Regions from separate parts of the Homo sapiens genome. Here region 1 is linked to region 2. Evidence: chromatin loops called from intact Hi-C (ENCODE). Cell type or tissue: Caco-2. All regions are shown on one strand. Each heading gives the region's core, and the rest is flanking DNA. Links, peaks and the distances in the headings are about the cores only.

Region 1 (17,034 bases), core at 4,879-12,878, 69 kb before region 2:
AGCAACAACTTGGAATTGACCTCGTTTTCTCTTGACAAGATATTTGGCCATACGCTGCCGCAAAAGTAGAAAGAAGGCTGAGAAAGATGACATAAAATCCAAGAAAGAAAGGCATTAACCTGGCACACAGTGAAAAATTCTACCAGGATAGTGGTTCAGCAGGACGACAGAGCCAGTGCTCCTGTTAGCTCAAAGAATGTGCTGAAGAGTTGGTTTTTCAGGAGGAAAAGTGGATTCCCAGAATAATAGTATAATTAGGAAGCTGGTAACCTTGGAGACTGGGTAAAGGCTTATGTTTTTGTTAACAAGAGGCCAACTAGGTTACGGGGAAAAAAAATAGAAGCTGTGCAAGAAAGCCTTGGTGAAATGAAAGCAATCAAGATGGGCACCGCTGAGCAATTCATCAATGTAATAGGAGAGTCCAACGCACCTGGATAGTCAAGACATTTTCAGTTGAGGGATACATTTTCAAGGATATAAAGTAACATTTTCTCTTGCAGACTGATCACACTTTATTATGTTGTAAATAATATTTATAGGGTCATATTGTAAATCCTGTTTATGGATCTATTATTTAGACTCAGCCTAGCACAGGGAAAACAGAAACATAAATCTAATAAATATTAACAATGTGAAGCAAACAGGAGGTGAGATGAAAAGTAAAAGTCCATTTCACCACCATTTGTATTAGTAAGTTGTTTTTTGGTTTTGTTTTGTTTTGCTTTTTTGGAGACAGGGTCTCACTCTGTTGTCCAGGCTGGAGTGCAGTGGCAAAACCTTGGCTCACTGCAGCCTCCGCCTCCACAAATGTTCAAGCATTTCTTCTGCCTCGGCCTCCCGAGTAGCTGGGATTACAGGCACATGCACCATGCCTAATTTTTGTATTTTTAGTAGAGACAGGGTTTCACCATGTTGACCAGGCTGGTCTTGAACTCCTGACCTCAGGTGATCCACCTACCTCAGCCTCCCAAAGTGCTGGGATTACAGGCATGAGCCACCATGCCCAGCCTACATTCGTAAGTTAATAGACATTGTCCCAAAATATACTTAATATATTTTTTGTATACTTTTGTATATTAATAGTATACAAAATATACTATTACTGTGTGTTTTATTGCCAACTAGTAAAAGCTAAAATCAGGAATTATCAAAGTTGTAGCTACAGGGGACTGGAGACTGGGGTTGAACGTTGAGGTGAACAGGATACCTACTCTCATTCCCCCCAGTTTATTCTTATTAAATATTTATTTATAGTAAATTGGCTTTTGGGGTGCACAGTGCTATATAAATTTTAACATTATCTTGATTTATAAATACTGTCACGATCAGAATACGTAGACCCCAAAATTGTGCTACCCCATAGTCAAACCTTTCCTCCACTCCTAACCCACGCCAATCACTAATGTGTTCTGTGTCCCTGGAGTTTTTGGCTTTCTGCGAATGTCATGTAAATGGAATTATACAATTATTCTGTCAATGCCACTCTTTTGGGGGAGTGGGACTGGGCAAGAGAACAATTTCCATTTTTAACCACAGAGCTATGGCAGAAGGAACCAGTGAGCTGTCCCTCTGTTCCCCTTCTCCACATCTCCAATCACAGGTGTGAGAAAAGGAACTCCAGCCCAGGGTGGGACCAGCCCCTCCCCACACCCTCAATGTTTAAGAAATAAAAGTGTGTAATTTTTTGAGGCTGGCTTCTTCCACAGCACAATGCATTTGAAATGCATTCACATCGTTGTATCAAGTTTGTTCCCTTTTTTGCTGAGTGGTGGGTGTTTATGCATCCTCCATTGAAGGACATTTGAGTGATTTCCCATCTTCAGTGATTATAACCAGAGCTTCTATAAACATTCATGTGTGGGCTTTTATGTGAACACAAGTTTCCAGTTCTCTAGGGTAAATATCTAGGAGTGGGATGGCTGGGTCACATGGTGAGTGTTTACCTGTATAAGAAACTGCCAAACTGTTTTTCAGAGGGGCTACAGCATCTTGTCCTCCAACCAGCGATGCAGGGGAGTTCCAGGTGCCCCATATCCTCACCAACACTTGGTATTGTCAAGGTTAAAACAATTATTACAGCCACCTGATAGGTGTGTTGTAACTCATTGTGGTCTTCATTTATATTTCCCTTAATAAGACCAATGCTATTGTTCATGTGCTTATTTGTCATGTGTGTATATCTCCTTTGGTGACATAGCTGTTCAAATCTTTTGCGTTTTTAATTGGGTTATATAAAATTAAATTTAAATTAAGATTATACAGATTTGCTGTGAAAGAAGCCAGCCTCAAAAAGTTGCACACTGTATAATTCTATTTACATTGAGCTTTTAGAGTACTTTACATATTTTGGATACAAGTTCTTTGTCAAATACATGATTTCTAAATATTTTCTCCCAGTTTATAGTGAATCTTTTTATTCTCTTCAGAGTGATATTGGCTGGGTACATGTATTCAAATTTGTATTCAAATCTTAGTGTAGGCCCGCACAGTGGCTCATGCCTGTAATCCCAGCAATTCGGGAGTCTGGGGTGGGAGGATTGCTTCAGCTCAGGAGTTTGAGACCAGCATGGGCAACATAGTGAGACCCCATCTCTACCAAAAGTGAAAATTAGCTGGGTGTGGTGGTACATGCCTGTAGTCCCAGCTACTTGGGAGGCTGAGGCAGAAGGATCACTTGAGCCCAGGAGGATGAGGCTGCAGTGAGCTGTGACTACACCACTGCATTCTAGCCTGGGCAATAGAGCAAGACCCTGTCTCAAAAAAAAAAAAAAAAAAAAAAAGGGTGACATCGACAGAACAAACATTTTTAGTTTTGGTGAACTCTATCAAGTTTTTCTTCTATAGATTGTGTTTTTGATGTCATATCTAAGAACCCAAAGTCACAAGAGTTTATGTTTCTTGTATAAATTTTATAGTTTTACATTTTACTTGTAGATCTAGAATCAATTTTGAGTTTTCATATAAGATGTGTAAGAATTTAATATAATTTTTATGTATGAATTGTGTATAAGATCTGAGGTTTAGGTCAAGTTCATTTATTACATATGAATGTTCAAATGTTTCAACACTGATTGTTGAAAATACTTCCCTTAATCCATTGAACTGTCTTTGCACTTTTGACAAAAATCAGTTGGTTGGGTCTGGATTATTCATTCATGTATGGGTCTATTTCTTTGCCAATACCATTTTGTCTTGATTGCTGTAACTTTATAGTAAGTTTGAAAACTAGTGGTAGTAAGACTCTTCCAACTTAATTCTTTTTCAAAATTATTTGAGCTATTCTAGTTCCTTTGCCTTTCCATATACATTTTAGAAGCAGCTTTTTTATAAAAGCAAATAAAAATAATGCTACGATTTTGATAGGAATGGCAATAAACCTACAGGTCAGCTTGGGGAAAAATGACATCTTTACTATATTAAATCTTCTGATCAATGAATACAGCTGTCTCTCCATTTAGTTAGCTTTTCACTGATTTCTTTCATAAGCAATTTTGTAGTTTTCACCACTCAAATCCTGCACATTTTGTTAGATTTATATCTAAGTATTTCATATTCTGTGGGGGGAGATAGTATACATGAAATAGTTGTAAAATTTCAGATTCCAACTCTTCATTGCTAGTACATTGAACAGTGATGGATTTTGTTTTTGTCCTGTGTCCTGTGACTTTTCTAAATTCACTTATTGATTCTGTGAGCTTCTTTTGGTACAGTCCTGGGGACTTTCTATATAAACAATTGTCATCTATAAAGTAGAAATTTATTTATTTATATATATATATTGATTTATTTTGAGACAAGGTCTCATTCTGTCACCCAGGCTGGAGTTCAGTGGCAGGATCATGGCTCACTGCAGCCTCAACCTCCCCAAGCTCAGGTGATCCTCCCACCTCAGCCCCCTGAGTGGCTGGGATTACAGGCACACACCACCATACTCAGCTAATTTTTTTTTTTTTTTTTTTTTGAGACAGAGTCTTGCTCTGTGGGCTAGGCTGGAGTGCAGCAGCACGATCTCAGCTCACTGCAACCCCCGTCTACCAGGTTCAAGCAATTCTCCTGCCTCAGCCTCCCGAGTAGCTGGGATTACAGGCATGTGCCACCACATCTGGCTATTTTTTTTAAAAATTTTTATTAGATACAGGGTTTCACCATGTTGTCCAGGCTGGTCTTGAACTCCTGGGCTCAAGAGATCCACCTGCCTCAGTCTCCCAAAGTGCTGGGATTACAGGTGTGAGCCACCACACCCGGCCAATTGGAAATATTTTTATTTCTTCCTTTCTAATCTAGATGCTTTTACTTCTTTTTCTTGTGTCTTTGCTCTTGCAACCAGAGGATGTTTAATAGAAGTGCGGAGAGTGGAAAAATCTTACCTTGTTCCTGATCTTAGTGGAGAGCTTTTAGACTTTCGCCATGAAGCATAATATCAGCTCAAGCTTTTGTAGATGTCCTTTTTCAGGGTAAGGAAGTTCCCTTCTATTCCCAGTTTGTTGAGAGTTTTTGTCATGAATGGATGCTGAATTTTATCAAATGCTTTTTTTAATCAATTGATAAGATGACGTACAATTTCCTCTTGAGTTTACTAAGATGATGGGTTATATGGATTGATTTTTTTGGGGAATATTCAGCCAGCCTTACATTGCTGGGACAAACCCTATAATCTCATTTTATATCCTTGTTACATTTGGACTTTACTATGGGTATGCATTACTTTCATAAGAATCTGATAAAACTTAAATTTTAAAGAAATATACATACCTGATTCCATTTTCCCCTTTTTCTGGCTTCTGGTTAAGACCATCCTTTACCTGAGAGAGAAAACAGTAATGTAAAAATATTTTCAAAATAATATTCATTAGAATGAGTTCAGATGAATATTTCAGTCTTTGAGAAGGTGGTATTGACACTTATCCTAGGACCTAAGGACATGGTTACATTAGAAGGGCTCTGGAGGCCGGGCACAGTAGCTCACACCTGTAATCCCAGCACTTTGGGAGGCTAAGGCAGGAGGATCACTTGAGCTTAGGAGTTTGAGACCAGCCTGTGAGACACAGTGAGACCTTGTCTCTCTTAGAAATTAGCCAGGTGTGGTGATGCACACTTGTAGTTGTAGCTGCTCAGGAAGCTGACGTGGGAGGGAGAATCATTTGTTGAAAATTATTCTTGGGTCTGGGAGGTCGAGGCTGCAGTGAGCTGTGACCATGCCACTGCACTCCAGATGGTGCAACAGGGGGAGATCCTGTCTCAAAAAAAAAAAAAAAAAAAAAAAAAAGAAAAGAAAAAGAGGGTTTCTGGGCCAGGCATGGTGGTTCATGCCTGAAATCCCAGAGCTTTGGAAGGATCTCTTGGGGCCAAGAGTTTGAGACCAGCCAGGCAGCATAGTGAGATCCTGTTGAAAGTGAAAGGAAGAAAGAGAAAGAATGAAAGAATGGATGGACGGACAGAAGGAAGGAAGGAAGGGAGGGAGGGAGGGAGGGAAGGAAGGAAAGGAAGGAGAAAAGAGAAGAAAAGAGAAGAGAGAAAAGGAAGGAAGGAAGAAGAAAGAAGAAGGGCTCCATTTCTTCAGCCTTGATTTTCTTTAAAGCTAACATGAGCCTCTACAATTTTTGATCATTGGTTGCCGGTGCTTCCACAGAACACTACTGTCCAAAACTTTAGAACAAGCCACTCAGCAGCTCCCTAATTAAGCAAATGACCAAGAGTCTTAATTCCATATTGCAGTTCCGTAGAAGCTCACTGAAATGCACTTTACAGAATGCCCACAACTCTACAACTCTTTCATTTAGCTCAACTATACCTTTGTAGCTGCTGCTGCTGCTTTTTTTTTTTTTTTTTTTTTTTTTTTTTTTTTTTGAGACAGGGTCTTGTTCTGTCACCCAGGCTGGAGCACATTGGCATGAACATGGCTCACTGCAGCCTCTACCTCCTGGGCTCAAGCAATCCTCGCACCCCAGCCACCCAAGTAGCTGGGACGACAGGCATGCACCACCACACTCAGCTAATTTTTAAAATTTTTGTAGAGACAGGGGTCTCACTGCGTTGTCCAGGCTAGGTTTCACAGCTTTTTATGTGCGAATGACATATTTAGATCTCTGTATTTTCTCATCAAATATTTTGTATGCATAGTATTTTATTGCTTTTACCTGGTAGGCTTATTATACTTTTTCAGAGACTGCTCTAATTTTCTGACTATTTAGTGCAAATTTTTAAATTCAGTGCAATTAATTATATATTTTAAATTATCTGAAAAAGTCCCTGAGAATTCACATATGTACTCTGTGTGACTTCTGTACACACACGCATGCACATCTGTGCACAGACCCCATACAATGTCCAGAAGTTGTCTTTTTAGAAATTTCAATTAATATTAACTTTTACTATCCACCAGTCATACTTTTATTGGAAGTCTGACAGGTGTTCTTGAAGTCTTGTGTTCCAGAAGAAGGAAGAAATTGAGGATGATCTAATATAACACTATATGGGAGTAAAACAAAGTCACACCATAAAAATTTTGGCCTCCAGTATCACAAATAGCAAAGAGTCAGCTGTAGGTCTTCACACACTTACCACCTGGTAGTGATTGGGGGCCCACACTAGAAGCGTGTGGCGTTGGCCCTGCTTGAAGTCGTCAGTTACAGCAGTGACTGGTGATCCAGGAGAAGAAATGTTTATCCTTGTCAGTTTGTTTACATCAAAAGTCATAAATGCATTTGTCTATAGAGGGAGGGAAAGAGGCATAGTTAATATCACAGAGTCTCGGCACTATGCAACTGAACGCTGGAAGAGCAGTTATCTGATATTCTGCATTTCCAGGTTCATGTTCATAGATACCAAAAAAATGCCTGTGGGGAGTTGGCCTTTATTTGCCTCAGCTTCCCACCCACCCTTACAGACACCGTCATGAGGTTTTTGGTACCACCACAGGAACCATACTTTTCACCAAGCATCTTACTTTTATTTTGCTTTTATCAAAAATAAATACTATGAGAATAATTTCTACTGTTAGGCAAAGAACAGCACCAGAGCAAAAGCAACAGCCCTGGTAAAAATCAATACTGGGCTGCTCCAAGCATTAGGAATCGGGCTTTTTGTTTTTACCTTCAAGATTATTAGTTTCACAAGGTCTAAGGTTGTGGTGCTCAACCATGGCTAAACAGGAACGAGACTGGCTAAATCTCAACATCTCTGGGGCTAGGGCTGGGCGCGGTGGTTCATGCCTGTAATCCCAGCACTTTGGGAGGCTGAGGCAGGCCAATCTCTTGAGGACGGGAGTTTGAGACCAGCCTGGCCAACATGGCAAAATCCTGGCTCTATTAAAAATACAAAAATTAGTTGGGTGTGGTGGTTCATGCCTGTAATCCCAGCTATTTAGGTGGCTAAGGCATGAGAATCGCTTAAACCCAGGAGGCAGAGGTTACAGTGAGCCAAGATAGCGCCACTGCACTCAAGCCTGGGCGACAGAGTGAGGCTCTGTATTTAAGAAAAAAAAAAAAAAAAAGGGATCTCTGGGGCTGGGACCCAGGTATCAAAATTTTCAAAGCTCTCCGGGTGATTCTGACATGGGCTGGAGGTTGAGTACCACGAATCCAGAACAAGGGTGATCTAGAGCAGGGTTTTCCATCCTTGGCACTGTGAACATTTGGGTCACGTAATCTTTGTTATGGAGAGCTGTATGTCAGCATCCCTGGCTTCTACATGAGATGCCAGCAGCATACTCCCAGTTGCTACAACAAAAAATGTCTCCAGAGATGGCTAAATGTCCCCTAGCATCAAAATCTCCCCCAGTTTAGATCCTTGATCTGGTGGTTCCAGGCTCCAGCAGCAGCAGCATTCCTGAGAGCTAGTTAAATGCAGCATTTCAGGCCTGCTGATTAAAAATCTGCATTTTGGCTGGGTATGGTGGCTCACACCTGTAATCCCAACACTTTGGGAGGCTGAGGTGGGTGAATCACCTGAGGTCAGGAGTTCAAGACCAGCCTGGCCAACATGGCAAAACCCTGTCTCTACTAAAAATACAAAAATTAGCTGGGTGTGGTGGCACACACCTGTAATCCCAGCTACTCAGGAGGCTAAGGCAGAAGAAATGCTTGAACGTTTGTGGAGGCAGAGGCTGCAGTTAGCCAAGATTTTGCCACTGCACTCCAGCCTGGGTGACAGAGCAAGACTCCATCTAAAAAAAAAAAAAAAAAAATTCTGCATTTTAACCAGCTCCCTGGGCAATCTGCATACACAACAAACAACATAGTGTGGAGCACACTGGTTTAGAATATAGCCAACATGAGATCAAGATCCTTAGTTCACTTCTGGGCTGGCCTTGGCATTTATACAAGGACCAAGAAAAACAGCTTCTCTAAATCCTATTATAACAGGGTCAGAAGATGAAAAAGAAGGCAGCAATTTCCTTCTACTTACTTGAGACATTGGGCCAAGTGTCACCATCTCTCCAGGAAGAGATATATTCATGGTATTGTTTCCTATATTCAAAACTTTAATTTGGACTTCGTTTCCTTTGGGGAAGACTGGAAGAGTTTTCTGAGCAAAATAAAAGAAAATTGGCAGTGAGGTCTTCAATACAACATGGAAAGTCATCTTAACCCTGACAAGGGGGTGCTTTCCTCCAGCTGGGAAAAGCTGCGCTGGCTGAAACACGCCAGGTGTCTCCCACTAAGCTGCCAATCACAGACCTCGTGGCACCCACAGAAATGACTTTTGCACGGAATACTGAAGTGATATGGTTTGGCTGGGTCCCCACCCAAATCTCATCTTGAATTGTAGATCCCATAATTCCCGGGTGTTGTGGGAGGGAATCAGTGGGAGATAACTGAATCGTGGGGGTGGCTTCCCCCGTACTGTTCTTGTGGTAGTGAGTAAGACTCACAAGATCAGATGGTTTTATAAGGGAAAACCCCTTTCGCTTGGCTCTCTTTCTCTTTTTGCCTGCAGCCATGCAAGATGTGCCTTTCACCTTCTGCCATGACTGTGACGCTTCCCCAGCCATGTGGAACTGTGAGTCCATTAAATCTCTTTTTCTTTGTAAATTACCCAGTCTTGGGTACGTCTTTATCAGCAGCATGAGAATGGACTAATACGTGAACGAGTCAGAAAGATGCTGCTCTTATCTTATCTAGCCACTTCCAGGTCAAGGGCTGCCAAGATACGAAGCCAAATATCTGATGGCTCTGAGTCACTATAACCTAAACAAATATCCTTCTTGTCATGACACCTGAGATCTACCGTCACCCGACTCCAGTGTTCTACTGTAAGTCTGGAAGCCCAGTCCCCAGCCCTAGACGCAGCAGTGTACACATCTCACAAATGCCTGATGCTCTCCTGCCTCCATACCTTTGTTCAGAGTTTTTGTCTTTTTTCTACAATGCCCTCTTTCAAAACCCAGTGTCACTGAAGCAAGCCATGTCCACCTTAGCCCACAATTCATCTTCCACAAAGCTAGCTATGTCCAAGAGGAGCGTGAGTACAGCCATGTTCATGGCGGCACTGTTTGCAATAGCCAAAAGGTGCAGGTAACCCAAGTGCCTGTCGGGGGTGAATGGATGAACAATGTGGTGTATACACACAATGGGTTTAGTATTCAGTTTACAAAGGAAGGAAATTCTGACACAGTCTACAACAGGAGGAACCTTGAAGACAATATACTAAGTGAAATTAGCCAGTCACAAAAGGACAAATACCATATAATGCCACTCATAGGAAGTGCTAGAGTAGTCAGATTCATAGACTCAGAAAGTAGAATGGGGGTTGATGGGGCTAGGGAAAGGGGAAATGGGAGTTGTTTAATGGGTACAGAATTTCAGTTTTGTAAGATGAAGAGTTCTGAAGGTTGACTGCACAACAATGGAAAGGTACTTAACGCTACTGAACTGTACACTTAAAAATGGTTAATATGTGACCGGGCATGGGGGCTCATGCCTGTAATGCCAGGACTTTGGGAGGCTGAGGTGGGAGGATTGATTACCAGCCTGAGCAACACAGGGGGACCCTGGCTTTACAAAAAAATTTTAATAAATTAGTCGAGTGTGGTGGTGCATGCCTACAGTCCTAGCTACTCAGGAGGCTGAGGTGGGAGGATCGCTTGAGCCCAGGTGTGGCTGCAGTGAGCATGATCGCACCACTGCACTCCAGCAGCCTAGGCGACAGAGTGAGACCCTGTTTAAAAAAAAAAAAAAAAAAAAAAAAAAAAAAGAATACGGTAAATGTTATGTTATATATATATATATTTACTGCAATTAGTTTTTTTTAAATTTAAAGATATTAAAAGAGCTGCTCTGCCTGTGGAGTAGCCAGTCTTTATTCCTCTACTTTCTTAATAAACTTGCTTTCACTTAAAAATATAAACAAAGATATTAAAAGGGTGGGGGAGGGAAGGAACGAGAGAAAGACAGAGAGAGAGAGGCAAAGAGAGGGAGGAAGTGGTGGGGAATGGTGGGGAGAGGGAAGAGACCCTTACCCACCACATAACCCTGTTTCTAGGAACTGATCTCAGACTACCAGCATTAGTCTAGTTTAGCCCACTGCGAGTCCAATAGATGTGTGGATTAACTGAGAAACCAATCCTTTTTAGAAACACTAGAATTCAAAATACATTCTCACATCAAAAAGACCATTTACACACATTTGAAGTGATGCTTGTTTGTAAGTGATGAACTTCTTTTAACCAGATTCCCTGGGAGTTCAGATTGTGAAGGAACACATTCTGTAAACTTCTTTTCCATTATAAAAACTGTATTATAAATGCAAGCTACTTATGTAAGCCTTTTTCCCCTGCTGAAGCCCACCCACTGTACCCTCACACCCATGGTGCCTCCCACTGCCCACAGCTCCAGGGCTCAGTTTACAGAGAAAGACCTTGGCCTCCCCTAATCCCCTTCATGCTGAAGAAAGAAGATTCTGAACGCTCCACCTAAATCCACCAGGAAAGGACATGGGAGAACCAGGGGACAACTCACATCGATTTCCACCTGCACGATGGCAGCCACCACAAAGGCCATGGAGGCCAGGACCATGCCAACTGCCATCTTCTTCAAGGAGCTGATGGCACAAGAGAAGAGTGACTCTCAACCAGTTTCACATAGATGAGCTAAGCTAAACCCCCACCCCCACCATCCCCCCAACAAAACTAAATTCCTTCCAAAAACATGGGCTTGAAAGCACCTCTCCCCATCTTGGTCATGGATTCATGAGGATTCAAGGAGGATAAGTGGAATATAGCTTCTTGTTTGCATATTTACTTTTTTTTTTTTTTTTTTGAGACAGAGTCTCTTTCTGTCACCCCGGCTGGAGTGCAGTGGCACAATCTCAGCTCACTGCAACCTCTGCCTCCTAGCTTCAAGCAATTCTCATGCCTCAGCCTCCAGAGTAGCTGGGATTACAGGTGAGTGCCACCACACCCAGCTTATTTTTCGTATTTTTAGTAGAGATGGGAATTTGCCATGTTGGCCAGGCTGGTCTCGAACTCCTGACCTCAAATGGTCTGCCTGCCTTGGCCTCCCAAAGTGCTGGAATTACAGGCGTGAGCCACTGTGCCTGGCCTGTATATTTACATTAATTTCTAGAAACTATGGTTCAGGTGATACTCCAGATTACAATGACCATTCCTATCATCTGCGTAGAGAAGAAAGCCTTGATTAAAGGCCTTTTCAGGCTGTCAATCACAGCATTTTTATTTTAAAGAACATTTTCAGAAACATCAGCACACGAACATTTGTTTTCTTCATTCTTCAAAACCCTATCCTCTAGGCGAGGTTGCGGGAAGGGCTGCAGGCTGAGCGCAGCCCATCTGCAAAGCCCTGGGACCAAGGGAGCCTCAACCAACCCAACCCACCCGTCACCTACGTGAAATTGAAGCCACATTTTGCAATGAGAGGGTACAGCACAGCATCGAAGATCGGGACCATGATCACGATCAGGATGGCGTTCACGGTCTGCAGAGGAAGTGGAGGAGAAATGTTAAGCTTGTCTCAAAGACGACTCTGATCCCTGAAAGCAACTTACATGTCTTCTACCTGCATCTGATCGGGCTGAATTTCAAGAGCTCCCTAAAAAGAGAGGAAAACAATCTCAGTGAAAAATGTCATGAAAGGGAAGAAGAAAGGGGACAAAGAAACTAAAACAAAGGAGTCAAACTTACGATTTTCCCGGACATAGTTGTTGCCTGCAGTGTCCACCTGGAGCCCTTAAAAATGAATACATTTGCTGTATTATTTGGGGATGTGGGTTTTTAAAATTTTACAAGTCAATGGTGAGTCTTTTCCAAATCAGGAATGAGGTCTGACATGTTATGGGATTTAAAGTTGTTTTAAACATCAAGTTAATCTCCCAGCTCTATTATAATACTAGGTCAAAAGAAACCAGTTGCATTTCTAGCGTACGAGTGAACACAATACGGAGTGCTCCAACCCCTCCTGAAGCTGCACAAAGCAGTACCCTGAGATGAAGCTATCCCTAGGAAATACAAAAATGCATTTCTGAGGCTCGTTGGAAAGCATGGCATCGTCTGCAAGGTAAAAGTAGCTGTGCGTGTTGCAGATGGTCCATATTCACTGCCATCCAAGATTCACAAATATTATTGTTAACAGCCATTTTGACAGTCTAGGCTGGCTGCACCTAGATCTCCATCAAGAGAGTGGTGGATTTATACCTGGGCAGCCCCTTTACAGTCAACCTATTTCACAGTGAAAGAGGACACAGGACTGTACAGGTAAATATGATTATGTCTATGGAAGACTAAACATGTAAATGCTTCCGTATGAATCCATCAACTCCACTAGAAAGACATCATAGAAAGTCAGGAAATTGGCCAGGTGCAGTGGCTCACACCTATAATTCCAGCACTTTGGGAGGCCGAGGCGCGTGGATCACCTGAGGTTAGGAGTTGGAGACCGGCCTGGTCAACACAGCAGAACCCCGTCTCTACTAAAAATTAGCCAGATGTGGTGGCAGGTGCCTGTCATCTCAGCTGCTCAGGAGGCAGAGGCAGGAGAATCGCTTGAACTTGGGAAGTGGAGGTGGCAGTGAGCCAAGATAGTGCCACTGTACTCCAGCTTGGGCAACAGAGTGAGACTCTTGACTCAAAAAAAAAAAAAAAAAAAAAAAAGAAATCTACCCCTGTTTGAGTTCTTCATACAGGCCAGTCACTGAGTACCTTATGGATGTTCTCACACTGGACCCTCACAGCCTTGCGGAGGGTGATTAGCACCCTTTGGAAAATGTTAAGGGTTATTACAGTGACTCAAGTCTCACAGCTACCAGGTGAGGAGTGTGTTTCCAGTGACCGGCTCCTGTCCGCATGCAGCACTGCCTCCCGGGTCTGTCTGACACATCTCAATCTCCTACTTAAAATGAGGAGATGAATGTGTACACTCACATTTCTCCCAAGCAATGGCTTATCCCTATCACCATCCTCCCTGCTCAAACCACATGTGTTCATATATATTTTTTTAACTCCATTTCCTAAGAGAAACAATAGCTATTTTTTCATTCTGTAAACCAGGATTGATCTTTAAAAACAAACACTTTCCAATTGCTTTGGTTACTGAGCCCCATGCACTGAGTTGTCTAACACGATTGTGAAAAATTCCTGGGTATGTGTCTTAGGGCTGTGGTAGAAAGAGACAACAGGTCACCTGCCAGGTTGTAGGTCCCTGCTTGGAGAGGAGTCATTTTTCACCCCAGGATGGTACTTCTAGCCCAAGCATTCCATCTTACAGTGGAAGAGATCAAGTCCCTCTCCATTTATGTATGGGCTCCATAAAAGGCAATGTAACTTGTTACCACGCTGTATTGGTAGGAAAACAAACTCTTGACTCTCAGTTTTGATTGGAAGAGTGCTGGATGAAATCTTTCCCAAGGCTACTTGACTTGACCTCATGTAATTGTCTTCATTGTTAGCAACAGAAATGTGGATAGAACTACCTAGAATTGCTTTTGGTTTTGTTTTGTTTTGTTTTGTTTTTTACAATAAACTCAATGTGATCTAACAATTAAACAAGTGAAATATAAATAAGAAACTGGAGGAGAACTTTTTAGATGTGAAATATGAAGTGAGCCTTGGTACCTGGCAGTGCGGGATGTACGCTTGCTCCGTGAAGAAGAGCACAAGCAGAGTTTCACATTACCTGCTGGTCAAACAAGGCCCAGAACATTGGGAGTGGAATATACAGGAACATCACCCTCGTAACCATCTTAATTTGGGAGATGAGCCGCTCCTGTAGTTGGAGTGGGGAAGGGACAAATCAGCCACACCCTGTGTCCTGTGCCACTCACGGCTTACAGGTGCTGCTGATTTCAGTGGAGACACAGATATTTGCATCTAGAGGCAAGCTGGGAGGTGATTAATCCAAAACATACTGCCGCAGTTTTCTTTAGAAAATCGAAAATGTCTAAACTATTTAAAATATGAGTGAAAACATCTATTTAGGAGGTAAATTACGTGAATTTACTAAATGTAAATCCCACCACCGCCGTCACCACCTCTTGACTCTCCTATATTCAAACTAAGGTTATGTGATCCCAATTACATATAATTAATGCCAGATTATACCAAATGAAAAACTATGAAAAGGTAATATTATTTCCAGATCTATTTATCAAGTTCTTTCAATTAAAAAAATGCACTCATGCATAGTTTTATTTAATATGCTGTAAAGGTTAGGAAGGTATCACTGACCATTTTGTCCATGTAACCTTAATCTGAATTGAGATTTTTCAGTGTTCACTTCCTGGGGGAATCAGGGTCATTGTAGCAATGACCGTTACTTACATCGTATTTCTCTTTAGCCCAGTCCAGCCAGTGCTCCCTCTTGGGAAATGCCTTACTCCGATGCCTAAATCTATTTTTGATGGCAAACTGAAGGAAGGAAGAAAAATCGAATTTCAAAACAGGACCAACAACTTTGTCAGGGAAGCACATTTCAATTAAACTACCTTTAGGAGAAAAATATACGTGTGAGAAAAGCAAAATATACAATTGTATCTACTAGTATATGAGTACTTATTTCTATTAATAGTCTCTGTCCAACTAAGAGCGTTTGAGTTGGGGTGAACAGAATTAAGCTGTGTCCACTTTACTCTCCAGATCCTCTAGAGAAGCACGCCCAATAGAAATACAACACGTGTTTGCAATTTAAGTTTTCTAGTAGCCAGCTTAAAAAGTGAAACAGGTGAAATTCATTGTACATACATTTGTATAACATGATAAACCCCACTATGATTTTAATAGGTAATCAATATTTAAAAATTAATAAGAATTTTTACCTTCTTCTTCCATATTGTCTTCAAAATCCAGAGAATATTTTACACTTATGACATAATCTCAGTTTATTTGTTTGTTTGTTTTTGAGACAAGGTCTTGCTCTGTCGCCTAGGCTGAAATACAGTGGCACTGTCTTGGCTCACTGGAGCCTTGACCTCCCAGACTCAAATGATCCTCTCAGCTCGGCCTCCCAAGTAGCTGGGACCACGGGTATGTACCACCATGCCTGGCTAATGTTTTAATTTTTTTTTTAATGGAGACAGGGTTTTGCCATTTTGTCCAGACTGGTCTCAAATTCCTGAGCTCAGGCGATCCACTCGCCTCAGCCTCCCAAAGTGCTGGAGTGGCATTAGCCACCATGCCTGGCCAGCATATCTCAATTTGGATGCTAGATTTTTATTAGAAATACTTGATCTGTATTTAGGTTTTATAAAGTTTGTGTTTGAAAAACCAGATTTACACACTAAGTTGTTTCAAACATACTTAAAATCCTTCCAATAACTGAACTATTAGTTTTTAAGAGTAAGAACACACTACAGAGAAATACATTTATTAAAAAATTAAGGCTATAGGGAAACATATTTTAAGATATAATAACACAGGTCAGAAAAATACGATGGCCCACCCATCATAAAATTAGGGGCCACTAAGATTCCTTGTTAGTGTTGTTTAGGAAAAAGGCCTTTGGGAAGAGCAAAGTGCATTTGCAAAGACACAGCAAGAGGTGAGGCTGGTGGAGGCTGGAGGCATGAGCGTGATCGAAAGGCAGTAAGTTGGCCAGGCGCAGTGGCTCACACCTGTAATCCCAGCACTTCAGGAGGCTGAGGTGGGCGGATCACTTGAGACCAGGAGTTCAAGACCATCCTAGCCAACATAGCAAAACCCTGTCTCTACTAAAAATACAAAAATTAGCTGGGCGTGGTAGTGTACGTCTATAGTCTCTGCTATTTGGGAGGCTGAGGCTGAGGCAGGAGAATTGCTTGAATCTGGGAGACGGAGGTTGCAGTGAGCCGAGATCGTGCTACTACACTCTAGCCTGGGTGTCAGAGTGAGACTCTGTCTCAAAAAGGAAAAAAAAAAAAAAAAGAAAAGTAAGTCAAAGCTACAGGCTGACTTTAGGATACTTCGCAATATAGTTCTCATGACCCTAAATAGCTTGAAGTTGTTCTTCTGGAGTTTGAACTAAGTTGTCAATGACTTGTTAAGGAAGGACTTGGATGGGTAATTGGTAAGGTCCCCTCTTTGCTTGGAAAAAGCTTTTTGGTGGGAACAGTTCTAATGTGAGAAGAAAACAGTACAGCTGTCCTTGAAGGGATTTTTTTGACAGGGAGAGGGCACATTTATTTCAAAAAGTGAAATACAACACAATACAACAATCTAATAGTACAATACAATTGAAATATAATACAATAATCCCAGCACTTTGGGAGGCTGAGGCGGGCGGATCACCTGAGGTCAGGGGTTTGAGACCAGCCTGGCCAACATGGCAAACCCTGTCTCTACAGAAATAGAAAACTTAGCCAGGTGTGGTGGTGTGTGCTTATAGTCCCAGCTACTTGGTAGGCCGAGGCAGGAGAATCGCTTGAACTGGGAGGCAGAGGTTGCAGTGAGCTGAGAGTGCACCACTGCCCTCCAGCCTGGGCGACAGAGCAAGACTCCATCTCAAAAAAAAAAAAAAAAAAAGAAATGAAATATAATACAATAATCTAACGCAATAAGGCCAGGTAAGATAAAGTAAGTGATCTAAAATTATCTTAAGGCTGCCTTTTCAT
Region 2 (15,579 bases), core at 4,767-12,766:
ACACATGAACCAGACACTCAAGCAGCTACTGAAGAAGTGTTGCCAGGAAACTCACCTGAGATGGGATCAGGTCTTGCCTATGGTCCTCCTCCGAGTCAGGTGCACCCCCGCCAAACAAACTAGGTATTTGCCCTACGAGATTTTGTTCAGTCAGCCACCCCCAATCATAAGTCAAATTGAAAGTGATCACTTTTAATCACTAGAGGAATTGACTTTAAGAAAGCGAACGCAGGCTTTAGGAATAGCCATGCAAAATGTCCATAGTTGGGTACATGAAAGAATGCCTACAAGTCTGACAGACCCAGTACACACTTTCCTAAACCTGGAGACTTTGTCTGGGTTAAGAAGTGGAATCCAACTTCTCTAGGACCCATATAGGATGGGCCCTATACTGCAATCTTGTCCACTCCCACTGCTGTTAAAGTCGCAGGTGTTGTGCCTTGGATCCACCACAGTCGGCTGAAACCGGCAGCTCAGGACAAGTAGACCAGCCAGCAGGACCCAGATCATCCAGCCTGGCTGATCCTGAGACGAGACCAAGCTGCTGCTGAAGACAACAGCCCTGCTCTGGTCACTCTGGAAGCTGACCAGTCTACACATGGCTGCAGCTTGAGGAGACAACAAGCCCTGCTCTAGTCCCACAGCAGAAGCTGACTAGTCTACTCACGGCCGAAGCTTGAGGGCTCATCAAGCAAGTAAATGTAGTTAGAAATCTTAAGACTAGTAGATTTCCTTGTAATATTGTTTTTCTATTGTTCTGTCGCTGTACTCAACCTCTTCCCCCGGGTAAGGACTTCTTCTGCCCTTGCTAGGTATGGATAGCTGTACATTGCTTTGCTGTTGTTACCCCCTTCAACCTTGCTAAAAAGAAGTACCCATAGAAGGGTGTCCCCACTGTACACATACTACATGGTCAAGGAACAGTATAACTAGAACTCTATTGTACCAGACCTATTATGAGTGTACTGGAACCCACCTAGGAACTTGTACTTACAATCAGACCATCTATTCAGTCTGTGACCCAGAGGATGGCCAGCCTTATATATGGAAATGAAAACACAAAAATGGGTACACGAATGTTCATTGCAGGATTATTTATAATAGACAAACAATGAACACCCCAAATGTCTATCAGCTGATAAATGGATAAAGAAAATGTGGTATATTCATAAAATGGAATATGATTTAGCATAAAAGGAACAAAAATACTGATACATACTACAACACGGATGAACCTCAAAACATTCTGCTGAGTGTATGAAGTCAGACACAAAAGGCTGCACATTGTATGGGCCCATTTATCTCAATGTCCAGGATAGGCAAATCCATAGAGACAGAAAGGAGATTAATGACTGTCAGGGGCTACCGGATGGGGAAGGGGGAATAACTCTTATTAGGTACAGTTTTCTTTCGAGAGCTGAAAATATTTTGCAATTAGGTAGTGGTGAGAGTTGCGCAACTTTGCAGCTATACTAAAGATGACTGAAGTGTGTACTATAAAAGTTGAATTTTCAACTTTTTCATATAAAATCTACGATTTAGAAAGGTTGCACTGGAGGTTCTCAGCAAATCATAAGCAGAGCATGAGGGATTTTCACCCAAGGGAGCACATCACACAACCATCACCTCAATAAAAACTAGAACATTCCCAGAGCCCCAGAGGCACCCCTGGTACCCCCTCCCAGTCACTACTCTCACCCAAAGGGTAACAAAAGATGAGTTTGGGTGGTTTCTGAACTTCGTGAAATCACATGGAACATACTGTCTTTACGCCTGGCTTCTTTCATCCAACATGGTGCTATGAGATTCGTGCATATGGTTGTGTGTGCGTAGAGCATGCTCATCCCATTGTGGGACAGAATTCCATTTTGAGTTCCATTCTGTTCCATGCCACACTTTACTTGCTTATTCTACTACAGATGGACTTTTTGGTTTGTTTCTAGCTTTTGGCCATTAGCGTCACAAACATTTTTGTGCATGTCTTTTGACATACATATGTACAATATTCCTCTCGCATGTATTCTGCAGATTGCTGGGTTGTAAGATATGTGGACAATCAGGTTTAGTGTACAATGCCAAGTAGCTTTCCTAAGTGTCTATACCAGTTTATACTCCCAACTTCAAAATATCAGAGTTCCAGGGGAATGCTTTAAAGCCAAAGTGTAAAAAATATGTGGTCCTCATTATGTCAAGAAAGGCAGGACTGTGGCCATATGTTTTATAAATGAAAATAAATGAAGGAAGAGAGAAGACATAATCACCTGGAGAAATGCAGACGGTGTATTAGTCCGTTTGCAACACTGCTGTAAAGAAATACCCAAGACTGGGTAATTTATAAAGGAAAGAGGTTCAATTGACTTACAGTTCCACATGGCTGGGGAGCCTCAGGAAACTTACAATCATGGCTGAAGGCGAAGGGGGAGCAAGTACCTTCTTCACATGGTAGCAAGAGAGAGAGAGAGAGCAGGGGAAACTGCCACTTATAAAACCATCAGATCTTGTGAGAATTCATATGACAAGAACAGCATGGGAGAAACCATCCCCATGATCCAATCACCTCCCACCAGCTCCCTCCCTCGAGATGTGGGGATTACAGTTCGAGATGAGATTTGGGTGGGGACAAAGAGTCAAACCACAGCAGACAGAGAGCGCCAGCTGCAGGGGCCGCATGGCCCACACCTGCATCCTTGCGGCCTCTGCAATGTATGGTCTCATTGTGAAGGCAGACTTCCAGCTGCTTCTCCTGCCATGAAATTTTCTTGTGTTAACTGTGTCGCCAGATAGAGTTCATCTTCTGTGGAATACTCTTGCTGTGTTCAATTAGTCCCCAGGTGTCCAGCTCTTATTTTGGTTTCAGCCCCGTGATAGGAACTGTGAGTGATCCAGGAGGCCGTCAGATGATGTCTGCATCCAGGGCTCCAGTGGCAAGCACTGGACAGCAGAGCTGGCAGAGATTAAACAAGTATCTGTGCACTGATATCTACCGATCTCACATGTCCCACGTTTCTCAGACTATAAGATGGAGAACAGGCAATAAAATGTCCCACCAAACTCAGGATGAAAACAGTAGGCTAGATTCATAGGCAGAGGAACAACCTTTATCAATGTGCTCTGATCCTGTCTTTGAAAATTTCCTGGGAAGGAGATGTCTTCCTTCTTTCTTCTTTTGTTTCTCCCCCAGCCCAGTGCAAAGCTGAAAAAGATGTCTTTCTAATGTCTCTGCACCAACATTGGGTCATGGTTGGTTGAGAGTCCACCTGTGCCTGGTGCCACGACAAGTGGTTTCATGGACACTGTCACACAATCTGCCTGAGGCAGGAGTTCTCATCTCCATCCTATAGGTGAGGGGACAGAGGACAACTATTAGGACAACCCATTGAGATTCCTCAAACGAGGACACTTGAACACACACTTCCAGCTCTATTAAGGGGAAATCTACACACAATAAAATTCATCCATTATTCATGTATAGTATGATGAGTTTTAGGGAATTTGAGCCTAGGCCTTCAGGATAACCATCCCAAAACCATGTGCACTACTAAACATCGATTTCAGCCATTTCTAGGCAGAGAGGACCGTGGCAGTTGCATCTTGGATAAGTAACTGACCTTGGGATAGTCGGGACTCCAAATGAAATACTGGAAATGTGAAGTTTTCTCGAGGCCATCAGACATCTCAAAATGTAGGCACCGTTAATTACGATAATTGAACTAGGACCTTCTCACTTTTAAGACAGAATCATGTGGTTCAGGAACCCAGTGAATCCCCTGCATTCCACAGCCTCCAATTCCATTTTGCTTGTCATTGAAGACTTCTGTTCCAACACTTACAGGTTTGCTACATTTCTCGTGCGTAGCATTTTGGCAGCCTGATCCAAGACCTTTTGGTGGCATATTTGAGAAATGTAAAATATTTTAACTGGAAAACTTAGGCCTCAGGTTTCAATTTCAACACAATGCAGAACTACTTCTTCACCTGACATTCACTTTGCATAATGAGAAATCTCTAGAACCCTAATGGGCACACAGAAGGATCAGTTCATCTGGAAATAACAAACCCCCTGTTCTAGGAGTTTCACTTGTTGACTGGCCATAATGTCTTTTGGGCTGTCGATTATAACTAAAAAACTTCTTGAAATGGTGCAGCTGAAATGACTTACCTACATGGTGAGTCTAGCCCTCAGCCTCTTCACATCCCCACCTCTGCTGGCTACTCCAGTTATTTTGCAGAACTCAGAGCTGGTCATATCTCCCTCTCTTCCCATTCCACCGCCATGACAACACCTTCAGGAAATTCTCCCAGGCCACAGGTATAAATCCCAAACTCTGAAGGTTGCACATAACACACTTCACTTGGCAATGCCAGCTTGGTTTCCAACACCTGTTCTTGTCATCTCAGACTCTGAGCATGATGCCCCCTCCAAATAACCAGGTTTTTTTTATATCTCAGAACTATGCACAGGCTGCAACGTCTGCCAAAAACACTCTCCCCTATTTTGAAGTGTCTGTCTTTGTTAAGTTGGCCTGACTCTTCCTGCTGCAGTGTACATTGCTCTGGTACAGACACTGATGACATAGTATTGTCATGAGGGGTCCCCACAGCGCAGGACAGGACATGGTCCATAGTGGGTGGCCAGCATATGTGACCGTAAGGGGCAGGAGGACTTGGGGTGATTCCCGAGGCAATCGCGCTAGTGGCCGTGCTAGTGTGGGTGGTTCCATTTCACTATGACTTGGGCCGTTTCCTTCTCCTGGTTTCCCTGTTTGCTTTGAGAGAGGGTGGTGGGAAGGGAGGACTGCCAGGTGGAATGAATTGGATTTAGGAGCGGTGGCTCTGGCCTTGAGCATAGCATTATACTTTTCCAAATGTCTGATAATAATAAAAACAGTTACTGAAAACACGGTCAGCTCCGGCTCATTAACAAGACGGCATGTTTCACAGCTGCCTGGGCAATCATGTGCCACTCAAATAGAATGATGTAATGTGAAATGAGCTTACTTTCAAAGTCACAAATTCATTGTTTAGGAAGGCCCAGACTCTTGCCAGAGTTTTTACTGGGTTATCTATTATTCATTCAAGACCAAGTAAACAGAAAGTTGGACGCAGGGCCACATGCTGGGATGGCGCAGCCCAAAAGCCAGGAGGTTCTGCCCAGTAGGAATAACCGTTCAACAGAGTCCCAGATGTCAAGCAGCCAGGTGCAGGGCTTCCAGCGGGGAAGGAGGCCTCCAAGCACAAAGGTCAGGTGGGTAAGAACCCAGCTGGGAGGGGGAGCATAGGGCCCCGGAGCTGTCCAAGTCACCCTAGAGCTGCAGGGAAGAGGTTGGGGTGGAGGCTGGGGCCGGAAGGGATGGGCATCAAGAGGTGAGGAAGCTAAGAATGTAGCTGAAATTGTTGCACATTGTTTAAGGTTGTTAATATGGAATCTGCTTTTTTCAAAATAATCAAGAGACCACATGGTTATCTTCACCTCTCAGGGTCTTGCTCTGTCACCCAGACTGTAGTGCAGTGGCATGATCACGGCTCACTGCGGGCTTGAGCTCCTGGGCTCTTCACAGGAGCTCAAGAAATACTTGTTGAATGGCTAAATCATCTCACTCTTCACAGGAAAGTAAACTCATAAGTAGATGCTCTTTCTAGCCTCCATTTCCTAGGGGGAGATAAGCTCACGGCTCCAAGGCATTACTCTCCACATATGCAGAGCCAGAACTCCAGGCCAGCCCCTCAGCTGCAGAGGCTGTGTGTGTCCTCCCTGGCTGTCCAGCTGCTCAGGGACGTTTTGCCCATACTTTTGTGTCTGACAGGGATGAGGTGAAGCAGGGCTGCCTCAACCCTTGGGAAGATGCGGAGTTTAAGGAGCAGCTGTCCTCCTTAGTTGAGAGATTCAGAGCCTGGGACTCCGGGCTGGAGAGCAGGCAGGCGACAGGCATGTTCTGCTGGGCCCTTTGGCTGGGGACTGGGGTCCATCCTGGAAGGAACCAGACCTGTAGAGGTGAGTGCTGGGCGGTGGTGCCAGGCGGTGGTGCAGCGCCCCTGGTGGGCTTGTTTGACGGAATTGCCCTTGGAGGTGCCACCCCTTGGTTGTCTTTGAGCATAACGTCTACTGGAAGCCTGTTGAGGTCACCCTTCTCCCAGGGCCCTAAGGAGATGCTCACGTCCTGTCCTAGTTTCAGGGCCACTTAGGTTTTCCTCATCTATTGAAAACTGCATTTCTTTTTCCACTGGCAACTGACAGCCCACCGGCGTCCCTTTCCTGCAACAGACGTCTAGGTCTGGAATCACAGGAGTCTCTGGCTTAGCCCCGCTCTTGTCTCTGTTTTCTGTTCCTGGATGGTTTTATTTCTTCCCTCCATCCACTTTCCACCTGAGAGCTGGCCTGGTATTATTTATGGAGCAATGTGAAATGAGTTCAAAAATCAGTGAGTTTAAAAATGGGAGGCCTCATGTTCATTAGGAAAGGTCTCTCCTTTCTTTCTTTGTCATGTCTTTCACATCCCATGGGGCTTCTGCAGTTGGTCCTGAACCAGGGAGCACTGGTCTGGAGGACTGAGAGTGCCCTGACCCTTCCAGGACCTCGCCCCTTGAGCCTGCCCCTCCCGTGAGGGTGATGGCTGAGAGGGGCTGAGGAAGAACCAGATGACAGGCAAGGGCTGCCCGGGCCGAGAAGGGCTGAGGAGGAACAGGCCACAGGTTGGGTGTGTGGTCAACATGGGAGCCAGCACTGAGCTGCCCCGCAGCTCCCAGGGGAAGTGGCCACCAGCCCTGGACTTCTGCCAAGGAGTCTCCCGGAAGGACAGCAGGGCGGGTGGGCGGTCAGGGTCAGGTCCACGCTTGTGCTGGTCCGTCCTGGAGCTCGCCATCCCGGGAGGGGTGCGCCACCGTGGGTGCAGGGGCATGTCCAGGCCTCAGCTGGTGACTTCCAGACAAAAAATGCCCAAGCAACTCTGAGGCCTGAGGGCAGCCTACGGGGAGCGGCCACCCGCTGAGTGTGGGAGCAACCACCGTGGGGTCGCAATTTAGGGGGCTTCGTTCTCCCGGACGCCAGATTCTGCGACCTGAGAGTCTCATGGTGGGGCTGGCCTGCCTTGAATGTGTGTGCATCCCATATTGAAAAAATGGATGGAGGGCCGGGCCCGGTGGCTCATGCCTGTAATCCCAGCACTTTGGGAGGCTGAGGTGGGCAGATCACTTGAGGTCAGGAGTTGAAGACCATCCTGGCCAACATGGTGAAACCCCGTCTCTACTAAAAATACAAAATTAGCTGGGTGGCACACTTCTGTAATCCCAGCTACTCAGGAGGCTGAGGCAGGAGACTCGCTTGAGCCCGAGAGGCGAAGGTTGCAGTGAGCCGAGATCATGCCACTGTACTCTAGCCTGGGCGACAAGAGCAAAACTCCGTCTCAAGAAAAAAATAAATAAATAAAAATAAAAACATGGAGAAGGCAAAGCACTCAGGCTTGGTTTTCTGCAGGTGGGAAAGGACCACACAGAGGCCAGACCCCTTCAGACGTGCCTGCTCCCCACACAGCCGGCTTGGGAGCCAGGTGGCCATTTTCCCATGTGAAGGAGAATATTTCCCTCCTCATTCAGGGCATCTGGGGTTGGGGGCCAGGACCTCCTCTGTCCCTGCTTCTCCTACATCCATCTGTCCAATGGATGCCAAGCTTCGACTGGTTGCCAGGCATGGGGCTGGGCCCCAGGAGAACCGGAGCAAGGACGAGACCTCTTCTCCATCCTGGTGAAGCTCTGTTCCTGGGCGGGTTAGTCAGGTACTCAGGACACCACAGAGGGCAGTGGGTGGAGGGCTTCAAAGTCATGCCCTCGGTAACTGGCCAGCAAGTGTTGCCACCAAGAGCCGTAAGGGGGCTTCAAAACGCTGGCACCTGCTACTGAAAGGTTTGTGGAATCTTCTTGAGATTAAAAATGAAAATGCTGCTGGCCTCTGTCTCTACACATTCTCTAGTGACTCTGTGTCTTCATCAGGGCAAATCATTCCTTGCAATAAATATCTTGAAGGTGTTCAATGAGCTGGCTAGTTAGAGCTTCTCTGGAGCCCTGTGTTCGAGTGGGACACTTGACTTTTGCTGTCAGGCCCCTCTTGGCATTGGGGTCACAGGGAGCAGTGATTCTCACACCCTACTGTGCAAAGGAATCCCCTGGGGCTTGTTGGAATGCAGACTTGCGCTCGGTGGCTCTGGGTGTGGACGAGGACCCTCTGCCCGCAAGCTCCCAAGTACTTGTCTGTTCGCGGCTGCTGGGCTGCAGGTCACCCCTTGACCAACAAGAGCTTAGACGGAGGCTTCTCCGCCGTGGCTGTACTGCTGTCCTGGACGATCTCTGTCTGTTGTGGGGGCTGTCCCGTGCACTGTGACATGTTCAGCAGCATCCCAGCCCTCCACCCACAGGGTTACAGTAGCACCCCCACCCTCAACCATGACAACCAAAAATGTCCGCAGACGTTTTCGTTTGCATCCCCTGGTGGACTGGGGCATGGGGGCGGGGTGTTGAGAACCACCGATTAGTAGACTTTCAAAGACTCTCCCAAATCCAGTTTTTTTGTGATCAAAAGTCCACATCAAATCCTCTTAGTTGGAAAACACGCATCACTCTAAGGCTGAAAAAGATGACTCCACAGCTGAGCTCTAAATGTCCTCTTAAAAATATAAAATCCCAGATCAACCTGTCTTCACAATGGCCGCATGTAGCAGCCCCTCCACAAAGACTGGGTACAGTGGCATTTGCACCTTCTAAGGGACCCTGGAGTGCGGCCTGACTGAGAGAGTGGATGGGGAGGGGATGCCGGGTCTCTGGCTCAGGTGTTGCGTGTTGGGAGCCCACTAGGTAGAACAAGTGTCCTCCACCCAGCTCAGCTCCGGAGCCTTCCTCGAAAGGCAAGAGGTCAATTCATCTTCTGCCTCAGCAGAATCGTCCCTTCCTTTACAAGGGGACTTTGCTCCATGATCTGACAGACCTGGGAAGTGTGTGGAGGTTTTACACGATGACTCAGTGCACATCAGAGTCAGAGACAGGACGGCCGAACACTGATTCCAGAGATAGGCATGTGGGCCCCGCCCGGGAAGGAGAGCTGCCTGGGAGATGGGGAGCTGCAAGAGAGCACCCAGAGGGGTAAATTTGCACAAGGCCACTGCGTACACTGGTACGTGCTTCCTTGAAAATGTGACATTTTCAGGCAGGGCGCGGTGGCTCAAGGCCGGGCACGGTGGCTCACGCCTATAATCCCAGCACTTTGGGAGGCCAAGGCGGATGGATCACGAGGTCAGAAGTTCAAGACCAGCCTGGCCAACATGGTGAAACCCCATCTCTACTAAAAATACAAAAATTAGCGGGGCGTGGTGGTGCATGCCTGTAATCCCAGCTACTTGGGAGGCTGAAGCAGGAGAATCGCTTGAACTCAGGAGGTGGAGGTTGCAGGGAGCCGAGACCGTGCCACTGCACTCCAGCCTGGCAACAGAGTGAGACTCAGTCTCAAAAAAAAAAAAAAAAAGAAAATGTGACATTAGTTTTCATTGCTCTGAAAGAAAAGCGAGACTGTTTCAACAGTTGGGTAAATTACTGTGCTTCCAGTAACAAAGACAGGTTTTCAGATGCAAAGTGACATGTACAACTACTGTGGAGAAATGTCCATCAGACGGAGTGCTAAGTGGGGACAGTGTGCCACCACTGAGCCAAGAATGGAGGAGATGAATGTGTGTGTGATATGGAAAATAAATGGAAGGAGAATTCAAAACCTTTCAAATTTGTTTTATATAAGGAGTAGAGAAGAATAATGAAAACAAGCACAAAAGTTAGACTTTTTTTTTCTTTTTTGAGACAGGCTCTTGCTCTGTAGCCCAGGCTGGAGTGCAATGGCACAATCACAGATTACCGTAGCCTCCACCTCCCAGCTCAATTGATCCTCCCACCTCAGCCTCCTGAGTAACTGGGACTACAGGCACACATCACCTCACTTGGCTAATTTTTGTATTTTTTGGAGAGATGGGGGTTTTGCCATGTTGCCCAGGCTGGTCTCAAACTCCTGGGCTCAAGCAATCCTCCTGCCTGAGCCTCTCAAAGTGCTGAGATTACAGCTGTGAGCCACCACACCCAGCCTAGACTTTTTTACATCTGTTTTCTCGCATAATTGGCTTTGGAGTCATGAATTTATAAAAAATTAATAGAACTTGTTTTTGTTTTTTTGAGATGGAGTTTCACTCTTTGTTGCCCAGGCTGGAGTGCAGTGGCGCGATCTCGGCTCACCACAACCTCCACCCCCCAGGTTCAAGCGATTCTCCTGCCTCAGCCTCCCAAGTAGCTGGGATTACAGGCATGTGCCACTACGCCCAGCTAATTTTGCATTTTTAATAGAAACGGGCTTTCTCCATGTTGGCCAGGCTGGTCTCAAACTCCTGACCTCAGGTGATCTACCTGCCTTAGCCTCCCAAAGTGCTGGGATTACAGGCATGAGCCACAGCGCCGGGCCCTAATAGACTGTTTTTTAGAGGAGTTTTGGGTTCACAGCAAAATTGAGGGGAAAGTACAGAGAATTCTCACATTCTCCCACTCTTCAACCCCCAAAACACCTTCCCCCACTGTCAACGACCTGCACTGGCCATACATTGTCGGACTCCATCAACCACGATAAACACATCATTGTCAGCGGGAGTCCGTCATTTACATGCAGACTAGCCCTTGAGTTTAACAAATGTATAATGACACATATCCACCATTATAGTATCATATGGAGTAGTTGCCCTAAAACCCTGCTGAGATGGTGCTGGTATTCTTATTCTGAGGTTGTCAGGTATCTAACGTGGAATGAAGCAATAGGTCATTAGTGATATTCTATCATTCCTGATGTCCCAAAAGCCGTGAATATCAGCGTGAGAGAAAGGGGATACAGACGGAAGGTGGAAGAGGAACCGCTGCCATCTTGGATATGAGTTAGAAGTGTGGTTAGGAGCTCCTGGGCTAGGAAGTACTTTATTTATTTATTTGTTTGTTTGTTTGTTTATTTATGAGACAGAGTCTCACTCTGTACTCACCCAGGCTGGAGTGCAGTAGCGTGATCTCGGCTCACTGCAACCTCCGCCTCCTGGGTTCAAGCGATTCTCCTGCCTCAGCCTCCCTTGTAGCTGGGATTACAGGTGCCTGTCACCATGCCCAGCTAATTTTTGTATTTTTAGTAGAGATGGGGTTTCACCATGTTGGCCAGGCTAGTCTTGATTGAACTCCTGACCTCAGGTGATCCGCCCACCTCAGCCTCCCAAAGTGCTGGCATTACAGGCATGAGCCACTGTGCCCAGCAGAAGTACTTTATAGATGTGTATTTCCTAGCTCTTCCACTGTAAAAGCTTAAAATCCATGACCAACCCTCAGCCATGTCCAGAGGGTGGCTTGCAAATTTCTAACTTAAAAAAACCCCCTGGAATCCTTGGAGAATGAGCTGATTCCATGTTTGGGCCAGGAAATGTACAAGATGAGCCACAACATCATATCCAATAGCAAAGATGTTCTCAAAGACTGTGAGGGTCAAGACAACAGGGCCCAGTAGCAACCTGGAGAAGCACACACCGGCCAAGACGAGACCATTTAAACATCAATAAAAATAAGTCAGTGCAACACATCAGATACGTTTAAATCAATTAAGTTCATTCTGGCACGAAAGGGAAAAACAAACTCGTCACTGCGGGAGATGCAGGGAACTGACTCATTGTTTTGCAAACTGGAAATTAAAAGAAAACACTTACGTATTCATGCTGTGGTGGCTGTACTGGTGGCTGACCAAATGGTATAGATAAGGGGATTTTTTCCTTACCAGGAGCATTCCAGTTAATAGGTGAAGGCAGACATCACGATTTTGTAGCCTGTAATCAATGAAATCGAACATCATAACAGCCCCACAAGACATATCTGCCTTTAGATGGAAGATTACAGCACCATCTATCAATATTATCAGTAATCTCGCCAAAAAAATCCAAATCTAAATTTGGTGAAGCCTCTAGATCCAATGATCCATTTATAGGAAATACAAAGGAGAGAGGAAAGTGTTAAGAGACAGACTCTGGCCAGGCGTGGTGGCTCACATCTGTAATCCCAGTACTTTGGGAGGCTGAGGCAGGTGGATCACTTGAGGTCAGGAGTTCAAGACCAGCCTGGGCAACATGGCGAAACCCCATCTCTACTAAAAATACAAAAAATTAGCCAGGTGTTGTGGCGCACACCTGTAATCCCAGGTACTTGGGAGGCTGAGGGAGGAGAATCGCTTGAACCCGGGAGGCAGAGGTTTCAGTGAGCTGAGATTGCACCACTGCACTCCAGCCTGGGGACAGTGTGAGACTGTCTACGAGAAAAAAAAAAGAGAGAGAGAGACAGACTCTAGGGATGCCATCTGGGAAACCCAGCAGGAAACCCCGAAGGAAAAACACCCCATTTTCTTCAACAAATACATTTCAGGGAACTCAAAGGTGGAGGGGAAATTTATAGGTTAGAAAAGGCTTAAAAGAAATACCTACTCAAAATATGAGTACTGATGAGAAAACTGTGAAAAAAATTACTATGGCATCAAAAGACAGTTGGAGATAACACTGACTGGAGGTTTGATGACATCAGTGGATAACTGTGAATTTTAAAAGTCAAGCGAGTATCCTTATCTCTTAGAGAAATGCCTTGAAATATGAGGGGATGGAATGAGGTGGTGTCTAGGATGTGCTTCAAGTCACACAGCAGAGGAACTAGCCAAGCATTGATCATGGCTGAAGCTGGATGGTTCATGGGGAGGCATTGGGCAGTTTTGTCTCTTTTTTATTTCTATTTATTTGTTTCATTATGTGTGTGTGTGTGTGTGTGTGTGTGTGTGTGTGTATACATATATAATATAGTTACACATATATATACACATATATTATACATATATACATATATATATATATTTTTTGAGATGGAGTCTCACTCTGTTTCCCAGGCTGGAGCGCAGTGGTGCGATCTTGGCTCACTGCAACCTCCGCCTCTTGGGTTCAAGTCATTCTCCTGCCTCAGCCTCCTGAGTAGCTGGGATTACAGGTGCACACCATCATGCCTGGGTAATTTTTGTGTTTTTAGAGACGAGGTTTTGTTATGTTGCCCAGACTGATCTCGAACTCCTGACCTCAAGTGATCTGCCTGCCTCGGCCTCCCAAAGTGCTGGGATTACAAGCATGAGCCACCATGCCCAGCCTTTCTTTTTTATATGTTTGAAATTCTGTATAATAAAAAAATAGAGGAAATGCATAGATCAGAGTCAAGCACATATGAGAATCCTAAGCTCCAGAAGAAGTGGTGTCTTGGGCTTTGTTTGGAATTTCCTTTCTGGATCGCTCACTATGTACCAGCTTTGTGATTTATAACCAGGAACGGAAGCAACAAAGAGCATTTAGGATGGCTTGAATTTGGAAGAATAGCATGATGGTTACACATGCAGACTCTGAAGCCAAGCTCATAGTTTCAAACCCCAGCTCCTAGCTGTGTGACCTTGGTCCCACTGTATACAATTGTATAGCCAATTTTCTTCCACATACCTCATCCTTATATGATGGTGACATCAGCTGGGCCAAGAAAGACTTCATTTGTTGAGTGCTTTGCTTTCATGCATGTGGAATTTCAGATTTGAATCCATTTCCAAGTGGAGTTATTAAGTAGACAGGGAGACTAACAGTCCGGAGTTTGAAGAGGTCTGTGCCAGAGATGTACATTTCAAATTCATCACCTAGATGATGGATGTCAACATACAGTTAGCATAGACATGGAGGGGGGTCATCACATAGATGGTGAATGTAGTCATATAGTTGGCATATAGATGATGGATGTTGTCACATAGATGATCTATGTCATCACATAGATGATGGACATCACTCTGTCGCTCAGGACGTCAACGCTGTCATCACCTTGATGATGATCATCATCATGTAGTCAACACATAGACAATGGACATCATCGTGGTCGTTACATAGACAATTGACATCTTCATGGTCATTACGTAGACAATGGACATCATCGTGGTCATTACATAGATAATGGACGTCATCACAGTCATCACATAGATGATGGATGTCATCATAGTCATCACACAGATGAAGGACATCGTCGTATGGTCAGCATATGAATGAGATCATTCAAGCCACAAGAAGTGAGCGTTGCACCCAGGGGACCCGGGAAATAAGACACTGGGCAGCAGCACAGGAGGAACCCCTGTGGTGTGAGGGAGGAAGGAGAGGTGTGTCCTTCCCGGCAGCCAAGTGAGGACGGTGCTCAGGGCGGAGCAAGCTTTGGCTCCCACACTGCTGCTGGTCAAGTGAGGCAAGCACTGAGGACAAGGCCCTGGAAAACTTGGCAAGAGCATCACGGGTTGATGGGGGAATCCGTGCTCCACGCATAGCCGTGACGGCTGTGACCTGGCTGGACACTGTGATGGTGAGGGGCATGGAGCTTTGGCAAGGACTCACTTTCTGTCAGAGGACAGGAGAGTTGAGGTCATAGGAGCATGGTCGGAACGTGGGTACCTCAGAGCGGGCCCCCAGGACCAGACAGGCTAGCTTTCTGGGTGCCTTGTTGGGATTGAGGACCTCCCACCCATCATGGCCACGGCCTCTCCCTAGAGGTGCATGGGAGGCACAGGTACAGGCTGCTGTTGGGGCTCTGGGGAAAGAAGGGACCCACGACCTGCACCTTATCACCCACTGCCTGCCACACTAAAGTAGAAGCTTCCTCTGACTCCAGGATTCCCAAGGAGGTGTGTGGTGGCCCAGGAAGAGCAACTGCCATGTGGACAACTCAGGAGGAATGGAGAGCAAATCCCTTCTGTCCCACATACACTCAAGGAAGCTGACCCGCTCAAGTAATGGAGGTCGGGGGAAGGGGGTTGAGAACCTGGACTCCACAGGCAGGGGGTCTACACTGGCACTGGTGAAGCAGGCAGAGCCTCAGGCACCTCCGGCCGCATCATTGTGTCCCGGGGACCCAGCAGCCCAAAAGGGCTACACGGACTTTCCTTGCAGAGCCACACAGAGGATTTCTTTCCTCTACTCAGTTCTAAAACAACGTCTCTTGCTCCCTTCAGTAAGGCGACCCCTCCCATGGCACAGCTAATATGTGTGAGTAGAAAAATAACAGTGACACAATCCACACAAGATCCATGGAGCAGATTTATCTTAGGATGGAATTTTTCAATGACACGTGTTAATGTGTGTGAACCTCCTTTGGTGGAATTTCACGGGGTGAAATAGAAAAGGACAAGGAAATTCTGAGAGGTGCACGAGGCTTTTTGGGCATGGTAATGAGACATCCTTTCTCAAAGCCCACCCTGTCTCCAGGTAAATCTTCACCAAGACAGTAGGAATAATGGGTGAAGGAAGTTACAGTGGCTCAAAACTACGGTTCTCACTCCACCAGGGGCTCTTACTATCTGCAAAGTAGAGCCCATTTGGGGGTGGGAATTGGAGGAAGTGGGTGCTCTGGACCAGCTGTGCAGAGCTCCTGTTGCAGAGACAGCTGTGGACCCAAGGCTCACGTGGGTGGGCAGAGCAAAGATGGCAGAAACCTGTTGCT

Evidence for each region. Hi-C counts contacts between places; a loop is a spot of excess contacts. Peaks named below come from ENCODE experiments on the same cell type or tissue, not always from the same donor. Only the 100,000 strongest peaks of a DNase experiment are listed, where the experiment ranks them.
Region 1: it touches region 2 in a loop (6-fold over the local background); 2 of 110 quality-filtered maps call a loop at or near these places.

Annotation. Positions count from the first base shown.
Region 1 is chr13:98,697,728-98,714,761 of GRCh38, forward strand. It overlaps SLC15A1 (solute carrier family 15 member 1), which reads right to left. Exons shown (of 23, transcript NM_005073.4): 10 at 14,771-14,857; 11 at 14,127-14,216; 12 at 12,140-12,184; 13 at 12,015-12,047; 14 at 11,845-11,933; 15 at 10,959-11,040; 16 at 8,407-8,526; 17 at 6,562-6,708; 18 at 4,753-4,802. Among named protein-coding and RNA genes, the nearest start is that of SLC15A1, 46 kb to the right of the region's middle. RefSeq lists a silencer at 10,128-10,177. In Caco-2, for the core only: no CTCF peak of the experiment used is centred there; a DNase peak (open chromatin) is centred at 9,194.
Region 2 is chr13:98,767,270-98,782,848 of GRCh38, forward strand. No RefSeq gene overlaps it. Among named protein-coding and RNA genes, the nearest start is that of SLC15A1, 22 kb to the left of the region's middle. RefSeq lists a silencer at 14,546-14,840. In Caco-2, for the core only: no CTCF peak of the experiment used is centred there; DNase peaks (open chromatin) are centred at 5,252, 6,005 and 9,062.